Linked DNA regions of Mus musculus: region 2 is linked to region 1. Evidence: chromatin contacts called from ENCODE Hi-C or POLR2A ChIA-PET data. All regions are on one chromosome and are shown on one strand. Each heading gives the region's core, a stretch centred on a gene start or an enhancer-like site at or near the end of the contact. The rest is flanking DNA. Distances are from core to core; before and after follow the strand shown. Region 1 holds the start of Tfcp2 (transcription factor CP2). Region 2 holds the start of Pou6f1 (POU domain, class 6, transcription factor 1).

Evidence for each region. Hi-C counts contacts between places; a loop is a spot of excess contacts on that map. ChIA-PET counts read pairs that join two places held with the same protein, here RNA polymerase II (POLR2A).
Region 2: a map of left cerebral cortex shows a loop between it and region 1 (6-fold over the local background). The contact joins the promoter of Pou6f1 here to the promoter of Tfcp2 in region 1. A Hi-C loop is called at or near these places in 9 of 37 maps with a recorded cell type or tissue (T-helper 17 cell, gastrocnemius, heart and 1 more). POLR2A ChIA-PET finds 5 or more read pairs at or near these places in 1 of 5 experiments (Patski).

Annotation. Positions count from the first base shown.
Region 1 is chr15:100,548,553-100,555,994 of GRCm38, forward strand. Tfcp2 (transcription factor CP2) reads right to left here and starts at 3,456. Exons shown (of 16, transcript NM_033476.3): 1 at 3,358-3,456; 2 at 2,773-2,929. The coding sequence starts at 2,894.
Region 2 is chr15:100,594,523-100,601,964 of GRCm38, forward strand. Pou6f1 (POU domain, class 6, transcription factor 1) reads right to left here and starts at 5,462. Exons shown (of 11, transcript NM_001304965.1): 1 at 5,241-5,462.

The sequences.
Region 1 (7,442 bases), core at 2,206-4,705:
AGGCGTACACGGGGCAGCTACTGTGGAGTAAGGCGTACACGGGGCAGCTATTCCTGGCTTTTTCATGGGGTTGCTGGGATTCAAACTGAGATGTTCTTGTGTGGTATGTGCTTATAAGGCAGGTCCACTGGGAATCTTCCCAGACCTAAAAAGGGATTTTATTTATTTAGGGTTTTTTTGTTTGTTTGTTTATTTTGAGACAGTTTCTATGTGTAGCCCTGGCTGTCCTGCAACTCACTCTGTAGACCAGGCTGGCCTCGAACTTAGAGAGACAAACCTGCCTTTGCCTCCTGAGTGCTAGGATTAAAGACACGTGTCACCATCACTGGCAAAAAGATTTTAGATCATAATTTGGTCCTCAGGATTTTTCAAAATAGAAAAAATAGAAGTCAGGACACAATCAAGCTTAAGCACATCACAAAAAGTCTATTTAACTTTTTTTTTTATAAAAGACTATATAAAAGATAAACTGTAAAGATTTTGTGTGTGTGTGTGTATGTGTGTGTTTGCGCGCGCGCATGCATGTATGCTATATTGGCTGTATTGCTATGTGGTCTGATGTCCCAAGTAACAACACCCTCTATTCCAGATTTCAAACAAATTGTCTCCAAGCTTGAGCTTCCTCATGCTCTCCTTAAGTTGGATAGGTTGAGACTTTTGCTCCCTGCATACGTAGGGTCTGCATCACTATCCAACACCAAAGTAGTTCTAGAAAACAGGTTTTTAGCCTTAAGAGTCTCAAGGGGGGAGGGGGGGCTGGCGAGATGGCTCAGTGGTTGAGAGCGCCCACTGCTCTTCCAAAGGTCCCGAGTTCAAATCCCAGCAACCACATGGTGGCTCATAACCATCCGTAACGAAATCTGATGCCCTCTTCTGGAGTATCTGAGAACAGCTACAGTGTACTTATTTATAATAAATAAATAATCTTAAAAATAATTTTAAAAAAGTCTCAAAGGGGAAATTACAACAGGAGAGAAAGACAATAAAACTTATAGGAAAATGGGAAGGAAAAAGGAGTGTGGCTAAAGAATCAATTAGTTGATGATTCAAGGTCCTTGCCACCAAGACTGTGAGAGTCTGAGTTCCATCCTAGAATCCACACAGTGGAAGGACAAAAATCAATTCCTGAACGCTGCCCCTTGACCTCCACAAATGCCATGGGGCGCAGGTGTGCACACACACACACACACACACACACATAAATGGAAGGGGAAAATTCCAACACAAGTAACTATATTTTATCTGAAGACTATCAACAAAGAAATAAAATTCCTTTATCTAGAGAAGAAAGCTAAAATGGCAATGATCCACGTTAGAACCCAAGCCCATGTCACCTTCAAACATAGTCGTCCCACTTTCTCAGGTATTTTCTGCCAATCGCCAAAACAAGGCTAAATTTTTGTTGACAGTTAAAAAACATTTTAATTTCTGAAACTTTTGGGACCTAAGAGGAATCCCATGCATGATCCAAGGCCTGTTATAAGGTTTCTTAAAAATTCTGTCAAGTACAACTTCAGGCGCCTTCAAAAACACTAAATATAGTTACTGTAAAGACAGCGATGATCCCTTTGAGAAGCCTGAACCCCACTCCCTGGTGTGCCTTTCTTTCCTGCGCACACCTCATTTTGCCTTAGACCCCATGGTTGTTGAAGACCTTTAAATAAACTCCAACTCTGCTTCACAGTAACTTATCCTGAATTCTTTCTCTGTGGCACAGTCAAAAATCCAGCTTTAGGCTGGGCTGTGGTGATTCACACCTTTGATCTCAGCGCTTGGGAGGCGGAGGCAGGCAGATCTCTGAGTTCCAGGCCAACCTGGGCTACATAGAGAAACCCTGTCTCAAAAAAATAAATAAATAATAAAAAAAATTCCAGCTTTCCCTAAGCTGTGATTCCTGAGAGGAAGAAAACTCCCAGCAGTGGGGGGCAGTGTTTCCCACCCATCTTCCCTAACAAAAGGATATTTCTGCCTGATGCATAGGTGCTTAGGAACATCAAAAAGTTATCGGTGCCATTTTTTACTATGTAGCCAAACATGGTCTTGAGCTCCTAATCCCCCTCTTGCTGAGTGCTGGGTGCTGGTATTTCAGTTGTGCACTAGTACTCTCGTCTTTCTTTTGTCTTTTTGTTGTTGTTGTTGGGGTTTTTTTTGTTGTTGTTGTTTTTTCAAGACAGGGTTTCTCTGTGTAGTCCTGGCTGTCCTGGAACTCACTCTGTAGACCAGGCTGGCCTCGAACTCAGAAATCCGCCTGCCTCTGCCTCCCGAGTGCTGGGATCAAAGGCGTGCGCCTCTTTGTCACTTTTTAGACATTCTCAGCTCAAGTTTCCAAAGACAGGAACCCTGGAAGAAAACCTTAAAACAAGTCTGTTGTAAGAGACAGCTGTCTGTGGACTTCTTGTCCAAGGTATCCCATCTCTTCCCAACAAGTCGTCAACCTTGAACCTCAGTTCCCAGCTGCCGGACTTCTTTAGATATCCCTCAACTGCCCCTTCTTCACGTGAATCCAGACATACCCAAGCATACAGTCAGTGTCCAAGTCTCCTACACCATCTGGATGCAAGGGCCCTACAGAGTTGACTCTAGAGTCTTTCCTGTCCTCCCATACCACTACTACTCAAACCAGAGGATGGGGGAGGTAGGGAGGTGTAAGGGGGGGGGTAATCTGCCCACCAAGCTGCAGGCTGTTCTCTTAAACTGTACAGCCGCCCTCCCACCTTTCAAGATCCTGCCTTTGTTATTAAGAAGGTAAGGTCTGGGAGGCATCTCACTCACCTCATACTATAAGCACCAGCACCCAGTTCCTGGCCAATGCCGGACAGGCTAGCATCAAAGTCCTGCACAAGCCCCGACTCGATCACTTCGTCGGCTAGCGGCAGCTTCAGAGCCCAGGCCATCCCGGCTCCTTCCTTGCCCCAACAGGCGCCGGCTCCTGTACAAAGGCGCGGAGCGTAACTCTACCCGGCAGACAGCACAGTGGAAGTCAGCTACAAACCCAGCTCCTCGCGCAGCGCCCCAAGCCTGACCTACGGGCTGCACCCTGGCTACTCCTCGGGAGCCCCGGTGACAGGAATCCCTCCCGTTCGGCTCTCGGGATCGTGAGGCACCAGGTCCCGCCGGAGCTCAGCCGGACTCGGGCTCTCTGAAGCCCACCGGTCGGTCGCTCGGCGTCCTCCGCTCAGCCTCAAAGCGGAGACGCGCAGGACACCGGGCGCTCCGAGCGTCCCCTCCGCCCCCCTAGGTGGAAAGCTCCTCCCTCCGGGCATCCGCACTTTCCCTCAGGCCTCGCTTCCGGTCAACCAGATAACTTCCGGTCACCGATTCTTCTCCCCGCCCCCCCACTCCGCTCTCAGCACAAACCCAGGGTTCCTCCGAGCCGTCCCCACACCCTCCTTAGCCACCACGACCGCCTGGAAGCGTGGACAGCGAAAGTTCGGCGCAGACTCGAAGCGCAAACCCGCCCCCAGCGCCAACCAATCAGGACGTCCGCTACGGCCATGGCGCAACGTCACCATCCATCTACCAATGAAGAAGAGACTGGTTCTGTCTTCGCAGCGGTGATAGGCTATCGACGCGAAGGCTTCCGCCCCCGGAGTAGTGGGCGGGCTCAGTGCTTAGGCGTGAACCCGGGTCGCAGGCTCTCGGTCCTGACAGTAGAGCAGAACTGCGGTTCTATCTTTCCGCTTCCCGCTCCCATTCCCGGAGGGACTTTCGTTCCCGTGTGTCCAGTCCTAAACTCTCCCCATTTGCCTTCCCTTATCTTCACCCTTCTCCCTAAGGCATTCGCGCAGGAAACAGGGAAAACTATTGGGGTTTTTGTTGATGTTCAGACGGGGTCTTTAGGTAACTTTAGCTGACCCAGAACTGAGAGATCCACACCCCCAGCCTGAGTGCTAGGATCAAAAGCGTGCACACTACACCTTGCTTGTTGTTTTGTTTCTGTTTGGTTGGTTCTTTGATGTTTTGTTTTTGTTTGTTTTAGGCAATGATGAATGAGTGTTGGGGAAAAATCTGCAGAGCAAAGTCAGAGCTGGCATCTTTATTTATAGTATGATAACTTAAGAGTATTCTCCAAGAGATTGAATTTACTAAACTGTAAATCAAGAACAACCATAGCCAGGCATAGTGGTTCATGCCTTTGATCCCAGCACTCCAGAGACAGAGGCAGGCAGATCTGATTTCCAGGTGAGCCAGGGCTAGATAATGAAGACCCTGGAGCAGGAGGTGAAATCATACCTCCTCCACCTTGCTCCTGAGGATTAATTACGGCCATTTTTAAAATTAAGCACGGGCAAAATACCTGTATGCTATGAACAGTATTGCAGAAGTCCTCAAGACAGGGTTGTAATCCCTTCCTAAAAGGGCATTGTGTGTTCCTAAAAACCTAGCACTCAGTAGGCTGAGGCAGAAGGATCTCCACAAGTTCAAGAACAGTCTAGACTACATAGCAATTTCCATAACAGCCAGGTCTACCTAGCATCTCTAGTCATTGTTTGCTCGTTTGTTGAGACAGGGTTCTTTTTGTCGCCTGGGCTGTCTTGGAACTCTGTATACCACTAGGGTCCTTAGGTCACCAGACTGGCCTTGAAGTCAAAAGATCTGCCTGCCTCTGCCTCCCATCTTAAAAAAAAAAAAATTCTAAAGGTAAATGTCACTTATTTTACCAAACAGAAAGGTAAGGCTAGAACTAAATTGTCATGATAAACATGCCTCTGCCGGCCAAAGACATCCCCTGTCTGTGGAAGTGTGCTTCGTTCTGTATGCCAACACAATATCCTTATAGTCTGCTTTGACTTAGATTTGTATATAACTACTTCTCCCACTGAGTTTCTACCTCAGGAGAGATAGGGAAATGACTTGGTATGGTGGCTTACATCTTTAATCCCTGAATCTAGGAGGCAGACACAGGAGAATCTGTGGGGTTTAAGGCCAGCCTGGTCTACAAGGGCTCCATAGATGCTGTGTTAAAGAAGAACAGGTAAAAGGCCCGGCCTTGTAGCATATTCCTGTAATTCCAGCACTGAGGAAATGAGGCGTAAGGATCATGAGTGCTTGCAAGGCCAGCCTGGGCTGAATAGGAAGCTGGTGACTAGCCCACAATCTAGAGTGAGACCCTGTCTCCAAAAGAAGAAAGAAAGAAAAAGAAAGGGGCAAAGGCTGGAGAGATGGCTAAGTGGTTAAGAACAAAAACTGAGTATGGCCGTAGTGGCACACACACCTTTAATCACAGCACATGGGAGACAGAGGCAGGTGGGTCTGAGTTCAAGACCAACCTGGTCTACAGAGCAAGTTCCAGGACAGCCAATGACACACAGAGAAATACTGTTGGCATATTTGTTTAGCAAGTTTACTGGGTTCTTATATCTACCATCCTTTCAACCCTTATTCCACCCTAATTCCTTCCAATCCCCCAACATGAGGTAGAAGATAAAGAAGATTAGAGGAGGAAGGGAGCATAGACCTCTTTAGTTTACTTCCTGCTGATTAGGGGCATCCAGTTCCTTGGGGCAAGGCCAATCTCCATTGTTAGAATATCCAGTAATCCAGCAATTCAGCAATAGCAAACCAGCAATCTAGCAGATGCAATAGCAGGAACAAGTGGGGGGGGGATTGGGGGGGGAGCCACCACAGGCCCATTCGGGGCTCTCCTCTTTGTACCCTCTCCAGAGTCCCCAAAATTAAATTATCTGAAGCTGGAAAAGCTCACACCCCTGCTAGTGCACGAGGCAAATCATAATCACCCACTGTGAAGTAGACTCTTATCCTACACCTGGGGTTAAAACAAACACATATTCATGTAACATAACTTTTTTTTTTTAAGAAACCAATATTCTCACTACAAAATCCTGTCTCAAAACAAACAAACACACAAACAAAATGAAACGAAACAAAAAACTGCTCAGAAACTCATATAACTCCAGGCCAAGAGTGATCCAATGCTTTTGACTACTGTGGGCACTCACATGTACCCCCCCCAACACACACAATTAATTATAAATTTTTAAGGGGGCTGGAGTGATGGCTCAGTGGTTAAGAACACAGGCTGCTCTTCCAGAGGATGGGGGTTCAATCTCCAGCACCCACATGACAGCTTATAACAGTCTATAACACCAGTCCCAGGGAATCTAACATCTGTTCTGGCCTCCTGAGGGCACCAGGCACACACACAGTGAACAGACATACTTGAGGCAAAATACCCATACACATAAAATACATTTTTAAAAAAATAAAAGATTGTAAAAGGGAACAGGTATTCACCTTTGCTCTTTATCCACTCCCACAGCTGAAAACTTGTGTTCTATCCCTGAGAGTTAGAGTCCTTTCAGTGAGTGGGTTTTCCAATGCAGGGTATCTGGGCAATTGGTAACTAAAGAATACCATAAAGTCACACGATGCAAGAAACCTCACACAGTGTGGGAAGCCACATGTGCAGTTGCAGTGCATAGGCACTGACTACTGCTGGCCACCACACATAAGTTTGGACAAACAACCAATGTGTACATATGCAGTAAAGCTTTTTGCCAAGTCACTGCCTGGCCCAGGCATGTTAATGAGGTACTGAGAATATAACCAATCAGATGTGAGACATGCAAATGAGGTATGTTAATTAGGTTCTGTGAGGTACTGAGAGAGAGAGTAGCCAATCAGATGAGGAACATGCAAATGAGGCATAGTGCATAACCAATCCGGGTGTGAGACATGCCTCTCCTAGGCCTATATAAGCAGCACCATTTCTGGGCTTGGGGTCTCTTCACCTCTGCAATCAAGCTCTCCCAATAAATGTGTGCAGAAGGATCCTGTTGCAGCGTCATTACTGCTGGCCAGTCCGGCGCACGCAAGGACACAGAAGATTTACTGGGGAGAAACACAGAATGGTGGTGGTCTCAGAGCAGGAACAGAGATGGCAGTGGGCCACATGTGCAGAGGACGCAGGGGTTTATAGGGTCCTTAGAAGCTTGTGCAGGGGAGAGTATGCAGCCAGTATTGCTTGGTTATTAACCTTGAGTCACGGTGTGTGTGTGTGTGTGTGTGTGTGTGTGTGTGTGTGTGTGTGTGTGTATGTGTATTTCCAAGTCCTGGGTTCAGGGACAGGTTAGGACAGGGTAATTTTCCATTGGTCTGATACCCCCCACATACACACACACTTGGACTGATACCCCCCAACTTGGACTGGCCAGAATGTTCAGAGAAATCAAAAGTACCACCAGTTTTTCTTGCTCTGACTGAAGAGATGGAAATTCTGCCTCTTTCCATCTCAACCAGACCAATGGGAGGAGCACGGGAGGCCAGGAAGAGACCGACTGACTCCCTTACAAGGGAAGCCAGGAGGCCAATTCTTCCGCACCTGACCCCTTCACTTCAGGAGTTGCTTCACATATGAAGAAGCTGGGCAGTCATTATCTGAGGCTATAGGAGCATGCCCTGTTCTTCCCCTAAGGGAAGCA
Region 2 (7,442 bases), core at 4,212-6,711, 48 kb after region 1:
CACCCAGAACTCCAGGCAAAGGTGAGAGGGTGCTGTGGGTATCAGTGTTTCCCTGGGCAGGTTTCCCAAAGAACAACAGAGCCAGAATCACGCTCGGTGATCTCCAACTCAGGAGCTATTCCTCAAAATCCCGCTTCCTAGACTGCTCCTCCCAACAGCCCCTGGGGCCCCTGGTTCCGTGGTGGGTTCCACCGAATCAGCCTCTCTGAGGCAAGGACCACGCTGGCCTGTACATGGGAGAGAGTATGTTCCCAGTGGTGGATGGCCTGCCAGGGGCAGCAAGCAAGAGTGGATCAACCCCATGTGAAGACAGGCTGGAGCCATTAAAAAAAAAAAAAGGAAGGAAGGAAGGAAGGAAGGAAGGAAGGAAGGAAGGAAGGAAAAGGAAAGGGGAAAAGGCCAACAGGTTAGACATTTGTGTAGGAGGACACTAATTGACATTCAGTTTGGGTGCCTGCTATTGGATGCGTGTTTTACATGATACGTATTACTCATCCCTACCCTGGGGAAATGGGGCTTATTGTCACTATGTCACCGTTGAGGAAACCCAGTACACTGTTCTATGTCCCTAACTTACTATTTTTTTCTTTTTCCTTTTTTTTTCTCCTGGAAGGTTTTTGTTTTGTTCTTGGCATTATGGGACTAGGCCCAAAGCTCCTGAGCATACTGGTCAAGCATTCTACCACAGAGCTACATCCCCTGCCCCACAACCCCTTTTACATCTAGGCAAAACTCTGCTGTGGTCTGATGTTTGTACCCCTCTCGGTTCCTATGTTAGAATCCTAACCCTGAGGTGGGAGATGGAATGGGGGGGGGGGGTTCTCCCTCTCCAGGAGGGTTACAGTGATCTAGGGCACAGTCTTGATAGCAAGACAGCACTCTCTCGGAGGAATGAGGTGCCCCGAGGAACAACTTGACCTAGAACTGCCCAGCTTGTAGTGTTTTGAGCTGAACTTTTGTTTACCAGAGACCTGATTTATGGTATTTTGATATAGCAGCTGCAAAAAATTATATAAATTCACACAATAGAGAGCTCATCAGTTTCACCATCTCATTGTATTACGCATCTCTCTTTTTGCAATGCTGAGGATAGAACTCAAGGCTCTGTGTGTACTAGACAGCGCTCATCACTGAGCCCCATCCCCAACATCTACTTTTTTTTTTTTTTTTTTTTGGTTTTTCGAGACAGGGTTTCTCTGTATAGCCCTGGCTGTCCTGAAACTCACTTTGTAGACCAGGCTGGCCTCGAACTCAGAAATCCGCCTGCCTCTGCCTCCCAAGTGCTGGGATTAAAGGTGTGCGCCACCACGCCCGGCTCCAATAGCTACTTTTTAAAGAGAGAGTGTGCGTGTACAGGGGGTGGGGTGTCTCACTAGTTAGTCTTAGCCAGGCTGGAACTCAGTATGTAGACCAGGACAGCCTAGAACTTCAGACTGCCTTTGCCTCTTGAGTGCTAGGATGAAAGGCATGGACTAACCACTTTAAAATCATTTTAAAGTGTGTATTTCTGAGGAAGTTTACACATTGACAATGTTGCGCAGCCATTAGCACTTCTAGTCCAAGAGTATTTTCAATGACCTAAAAGGAAATTTTACATCTCTTCGGGCACTCCCCTTTCCAGCCTGGGAACTTCCTCAGCTGCTTTCTCTGTGGATTTCCCTGCTTCGGATTTTACAGGCAGGTGGGAGGGGCCATGTGGCCGCTGGGAACAGAACCTGGGCCCTCTGCTAGAGCAGCAATGCTCTCAAGGATTGGGCCATATCCCCAGCCCCCGTGGTAACATTTTTCGGCCTGGGTTTCTCTATGTAACTAGGTTCAATCATGTGATCACTACACCCCTGTGTCACTATGTCCAACTTTGAATTGGTAATATTTATGGAAGACAGCGGTTCTCAACCTTCCCAATGCCGCAGCCCTTTAATACAGTTCCTCGTGTTGTGGTGACTCCCCAACTTTAAAATTATTTCATTGCTCTTTCCTAACTCTAATTTTGCTACTGTTGTGAACAGCAATGTAAATATCCAATATGCAACCCTTGTGAAAGGGCTTGACCCCTGTTCAAAGGAATTGAGAAGCACTGATGTCAAGCATTTTCCATAGGGCCTAACACACAAATGCTGGTTAAGTGTTTTGTTATTGTATGGTTGAATTGTTTGTTTGTTGAGACAAGGTTGCAATGTATTCCAGCCTGGCCTGGAACTCCCTATCCCTGATGACTGCAAACTTCCAGTCTCCCTGCCTCTCAAGCCCAAGTGCTGAGGTTTCAGGTGCACGCTCTTAGCTGATGGGACCTTGGGAAAGAGTGATGGACTGGCACTATGGAGTTACATTCCCCCATCCTACTATTGCTATTATTTTAACTGAAATAAAGCATGAGTACAAGATGGTTTAAATCATAAAACATTATGAAATGTAAAAGATCTCTGTTATAATTTTATTTACTTGATTATTTATGGTCCTGGACGTGGAAGCATTTGCTCTCTCATGGAATGACTGCCCAAGTACTAAAGTTACAATGTCAAAGTAAGTCTTGGAGGGGAATAAGAGTTTATACCAGTTTTGTTTTTCTTCTCCTCCCTCTCCTCTCAGATACAGGGTCTCTCTGAATAGCCTTGTCTGTCCTGGAATTCACTAAGTAGACCAGGCTGGCCTTGAACTCCCAGAGATCCACCTGCTTCTGCCTCTCCAGTACTGGGATGAAAGGCCTGCACCACTGCCTAGCCTTTTTTTTTTTTAATTTTTTATTAGGTATTTTCCTCGTTTACATTTCCAATGCTATCCCAAAAGTCCCCCATACCCACCCCACCCCCACTCCCCTACCCCCCACTCCCCCTTTTTGGCCCTGGCATTCCCCTGTACTGGGGCATATAAAGTTTGCAAGTCCAATGGGCCTCTCTTTCCAGTGATGGCCTTTTTTTTTTTTTTTTTAAACAGACTTTTTCCCTTGAAGCAGAGAACCTTTAGAAGATACATTTCTTTCTTTTCCTTGATTATTTCTTGAATTTTCACTTTTGGGGTTTGAATTCACCCTTGTGCATGCTAGGTAAGTGTTGTACCATTGCATACCACATATAACAGCGATTTCTTCTGATTTGTGACATGTATCTTGTCCTCCATCATCAGGGTGTGCCTGTGTGAGCTGTGACTGATGGACAGATGGATATAATACTCTCTCTCCTGAGCTCTGGGCCCAGATTATTTTCTTCCTTTCCTTTTTTTTTTTTTTTTTTTTTTGTTTGTTTGTTATGTTTTTCGGTTTGTTTTAGGGGATCAGAGGTTCTTTGTATATAGACCAGGCTGGCCTCAAACTCAGAGATCCACCTGCTTCTGCCTCTGAAGTGCTGGGATCAAAGATGTGTGCCACCACCGCCTGGCTTCTTTCTTTGCTTCTTCTTCTTCTTCTTCTTCTTCTTCTTCTTCTTCTTCTTCTTCTTCTTCTTCTTCTTCTTCTTCTTCTTCTTCTTCTTCTTCTTCTTCCTCCTCTTCTTCTTCTTCTTCTTCTTCTTCTTCTTCTTCTTCTTCTTCTTCTTCTTCTTCTTCTTCTTCTTCTCCTCCTCCTCCTCCTCCTCCTCCTCCTCCTCCTCCTCCTCCTCCTCCTCCTCTTCTTCTTCTTCTTCTTCTTCTTCTTCTTCTTCTTCTTCTTCTTCTTCTTCTTCTTCTCTTCCTCCTCCTCCTTCCCCCTTCTCCTTCCTCTTGACATTTATTACTTAGTGTGTGTGTCTGTGTGTGTGGGGGGCGCACCCGAGTGCCATGGTGCACTCACATAGCTTGTGTTCGAAGAGCAGACAACTTGCAGGAGTTTGTTCTCTACTTCTCAAGGTTCAAGGGCCACACTTAAGAGTGTCAGGCTTGGCAGCCAATGCCTTTACCTGCTGCTGAGCCATCAAACCGCAAGTGCCCCTTTTTGTTTTACATTTATAGAAATGGGTGTTTGGCTTGGGGTTTTGTTTTGTTTGCCTTGAGTTTTTAAGGCCCAGTCTCACTATCAAGCTTTAGTCTTTGATCCTCCGGCTGCAGTTTCACACCTGGCTGCTGGGGTTACAGCTGTGCATCAACAGTTTTACTTTTCTTAGTTGCCAAATAGTTAGTGCCTCTAGGAAGAAACAGAAACCAGCGTGTCTTCTCTGTTTCTCTCTCTCTGGCTTTACCTGATCTGATTTTTTTTTTTTTGTTTTTTTCCGAGTTTGTTTGTCTTGCTCCTTCCAGGACAGGTGGGGCTTTGTCTGAGTGCGGCTCTCGCACACTGATTTTTTTTTATTGAAGTACCATAGAAGGAATGAATGTGATTCTGCTTTACATATGTAAAGAGGCCCCCGAGTCACAGAAATATCCTGCTCACAAACTTCAATCAAAACGGAATACACGCCCAGCATGCCGGTTTGCAGTGTTGACTGTCGTAGATTACCAAAGCGACGGGTATATATGCATGGAACTGGGGGCCCCGCCTTCTATTTTGTGAGCAAGGAATGCCAGGGAGCCAACAGGCTACAGTCTCTGTGTCTGCTAGGAGCTTCCTGTCTTTGGCCTAGGGAAGCTTTTGAGCAGGCTTTCATTTTCTCCTGCCCAGCTGCAGCGACTACTCTGTAAAGGTTTCAGGCTTCCCACCCAAGCCCGAGGAGGCGATCTTAGCGCTGAAGTGGCTTAGAAGCCACTCTGGAGATCCCTCAGCCTTGCCAGGTGCAAATGTCCCGGGAGGAGATAGTGGGCCCGTTTTATGACATTATTAATACTAATACTGTCATTAAATATTTATGAAGTGCTCACGCTCTGATCGACGGTGACCCTCCCACCATTCCCCCATCCTTCCAGTGACAGCGAGGTCTCTGCCCCCCAGAGTCCCACCAGCCCTTTCTCCGGAGTAGCGGTGACAGGTCGCCAGGGAACCCAAGCGTCCCGGGATCCAGGACTCTACGTGCCTCTCCCCGACACCCCGCCCCCCACCAGGGCAGGGCGTCCACCCAAGCGGCCGCCCCTCCTCGAGTGTCCGCGGGGACCGGAGACCAGGGTGCGGCCCGGGGTCTGCGGCCCCAGGTGGGCAGAGCGCGGCCCTCGACTCCCAGAGCTCCAGCCTCCGGGGCCGCAGCCCGCCGCCCCGGCCCCGCGCCTTTTTCTCTCTTTATCATAAATATATAAATTATGCTAATTACGGGCATTGCATATTAACCAAATTCGAAACCTCCCCTGCCCGGCCCCCTCCCCCTCCGTGCAAAGCCCTCCCCGCCCCGGACCCCGCTACTCACCGGAGCCCGAAGCCCAGCCTCCCGCTCCCCGGCTGCCCAGCGGCCACCGGCTAGACACTCATCCCCCAGCCCGGGCCAGGGGGCCGCGGCCGGGGCGGCCGCCCGCAGACAAAGAAGCCGGAGCGGCTCGGCCCGGCTCGCTCGGCCCGGAGCCACTCGGGACCCGCCGCCCCCTGAGCCCCCCGCCGGGGCTGGCAGAGCGGAGCGGCGGTGGGTTGCGGGCCACGCACGGGCCGGGACGCCGGGGGCGGGGGCGGCCAGGTGCAGTCCCCTCCTCGCCCCCTCCTCCCTCCCCCCCTTTCCCTCCTTCTGCTACTTGGATTTTTTTAGCTGCTGCGTCATGAGCATAATTTATGCAAAGCGCTTTGCCGCATGCTGCACCTCCCGCGCCAGCCGCCGGGGGCGGCGGTCAGGAAAAGGAGGGGGGGTCTGGGAAGCTGCGAGCTGCGCGTGGGGGTGGGTAGGAACCCCAGGCCTCGCGGGGACTGGGACCCAGGGCCTGTGGGGCCGCTTGACTCAGCCCCCTTGGAGAGCAGGACTGGAGTCTCGATAGGGGACCCCGTGTCGCCTTCCCTTCAGCCGAGGATTGAGCAGTGACAACCGTGACTCTCTGGTGGTCAACTGCCCTTCTCAACGGCCAACCTCAAGTTCACGTCTGTCCTCTAGGCCGTAAAGGAGAGGGAACTCGGACGTCACTAAGGCTCAGGGTCTCCGGAGCAGCTGTGCACATCCCAGAGGGACCAGGGTCCCGGACGCTCTGCTGAGCTAGCTCGCTTTCCCACCTTCAGGAGGGGCGGGGTCCCACCTGCAGCCTGCGGGCTAGTCAAGCAGCACACGAAGGTGTGAAAAGAAAGGCAAAGTTTGACGCGATGGAGAAAAACAAGCCACTGTTTTGGGGACCGTGATGGTGGGGAGGGTTTGTTATATCTACTGACTTTTGAAGGTAGAGGGAGACTCAGAGGCCGATTAGGGGCCAGGGGAACGAAGGTTTGGGACATAATGGACAAAAGAAGGAAGACCAGGAGAGCGAGAAAGAATGAAGGGAGTCACCAGAGAAGAGCGTTATCAACGCAGCCAAGTGGATTCCCAACAGTGTTTCCCTCTTCGCCCTCACCCCACACCCGTGCTTCCGTGGTCTAGGATGATCTCGGTAGGCCGTGCAGAAGCAGCAATAGGAGAAATGATGAACTGTAGAGCCCTTGCCAGACAGTCCCTTAAACGTCTCCAGTGGAAGCACACACTCAGGAGGAGAGGGGAGCAGCATCGGCTGGGTTTGACCAACAGGTACACTCCAGGCTGCCTGCATCATGCTGGCTACTGGTGCCGCAGAGCTGGGCTGTCCGCTGTTTTCCTGGGGCCATGGAGGAGGCACTGCGGGTGAGACTAACTAAAGGGTCAAGAACCAGAAAGCTTGGGGTTTTATCCCAGCGCGTCCATCCATTTGCGGTCTAGGCAAACGATACAGTTTAGTTTTACAAACAGAGGTAGCCTGAGCCGGGCACCGTCCCACCTGTAGGACCGGCTGCTGGAGAGGCAGCAAACCGAATGAACCTGTGAATTAGGATGCAGCCTGAACAACAAAGTCTCTCTCTCTCTCTCTCTCTCTCTCTCTCTCTCTCTCTCTCACACACACACACACACACACACACACACACACACACCACACAGAGATACATTCCCCCAGACACCCTACACAGCCCCACATATGCTCAGAGACACACCCCACACATTCCCCACGAGCGTACACACACGCAAACACATGCACACCCGCTCATCCTCGAACACACACACATTCACACATATAGGCACACACACAACACATACTGTTAGTGTACTGTCTAAGCTCCACTCCACAGTTATCTGGCAACTGCCAGGTAGGCCTGACCCACTATAAAAGGGGCTGCTTGCCCCCTCCTGCTCTCTTGCTCCTCTCTTGCCCTCTTGCTCCCACTCTCTCCCCATTCCCTTCCTCCCCTCTCCATGTGCTCATAGCCAGCCTCTGCTACACCATCTCCAGTAGGATCTGTGTGATAAGTTCCACACATTGAGGCGATTGACCTCAAGAGGGGGAGGGGAGGCCTCCTGGAATCGGTTGTGGAACTCTTCCCTGGAGCTGTAGTTCTCATGGCAATCTGTCTGTTTTGTTTTCTCTTATTCCTTTTCTTATTTACACGTTCCTGGTAACCTAGGCCAAGTTCTTTT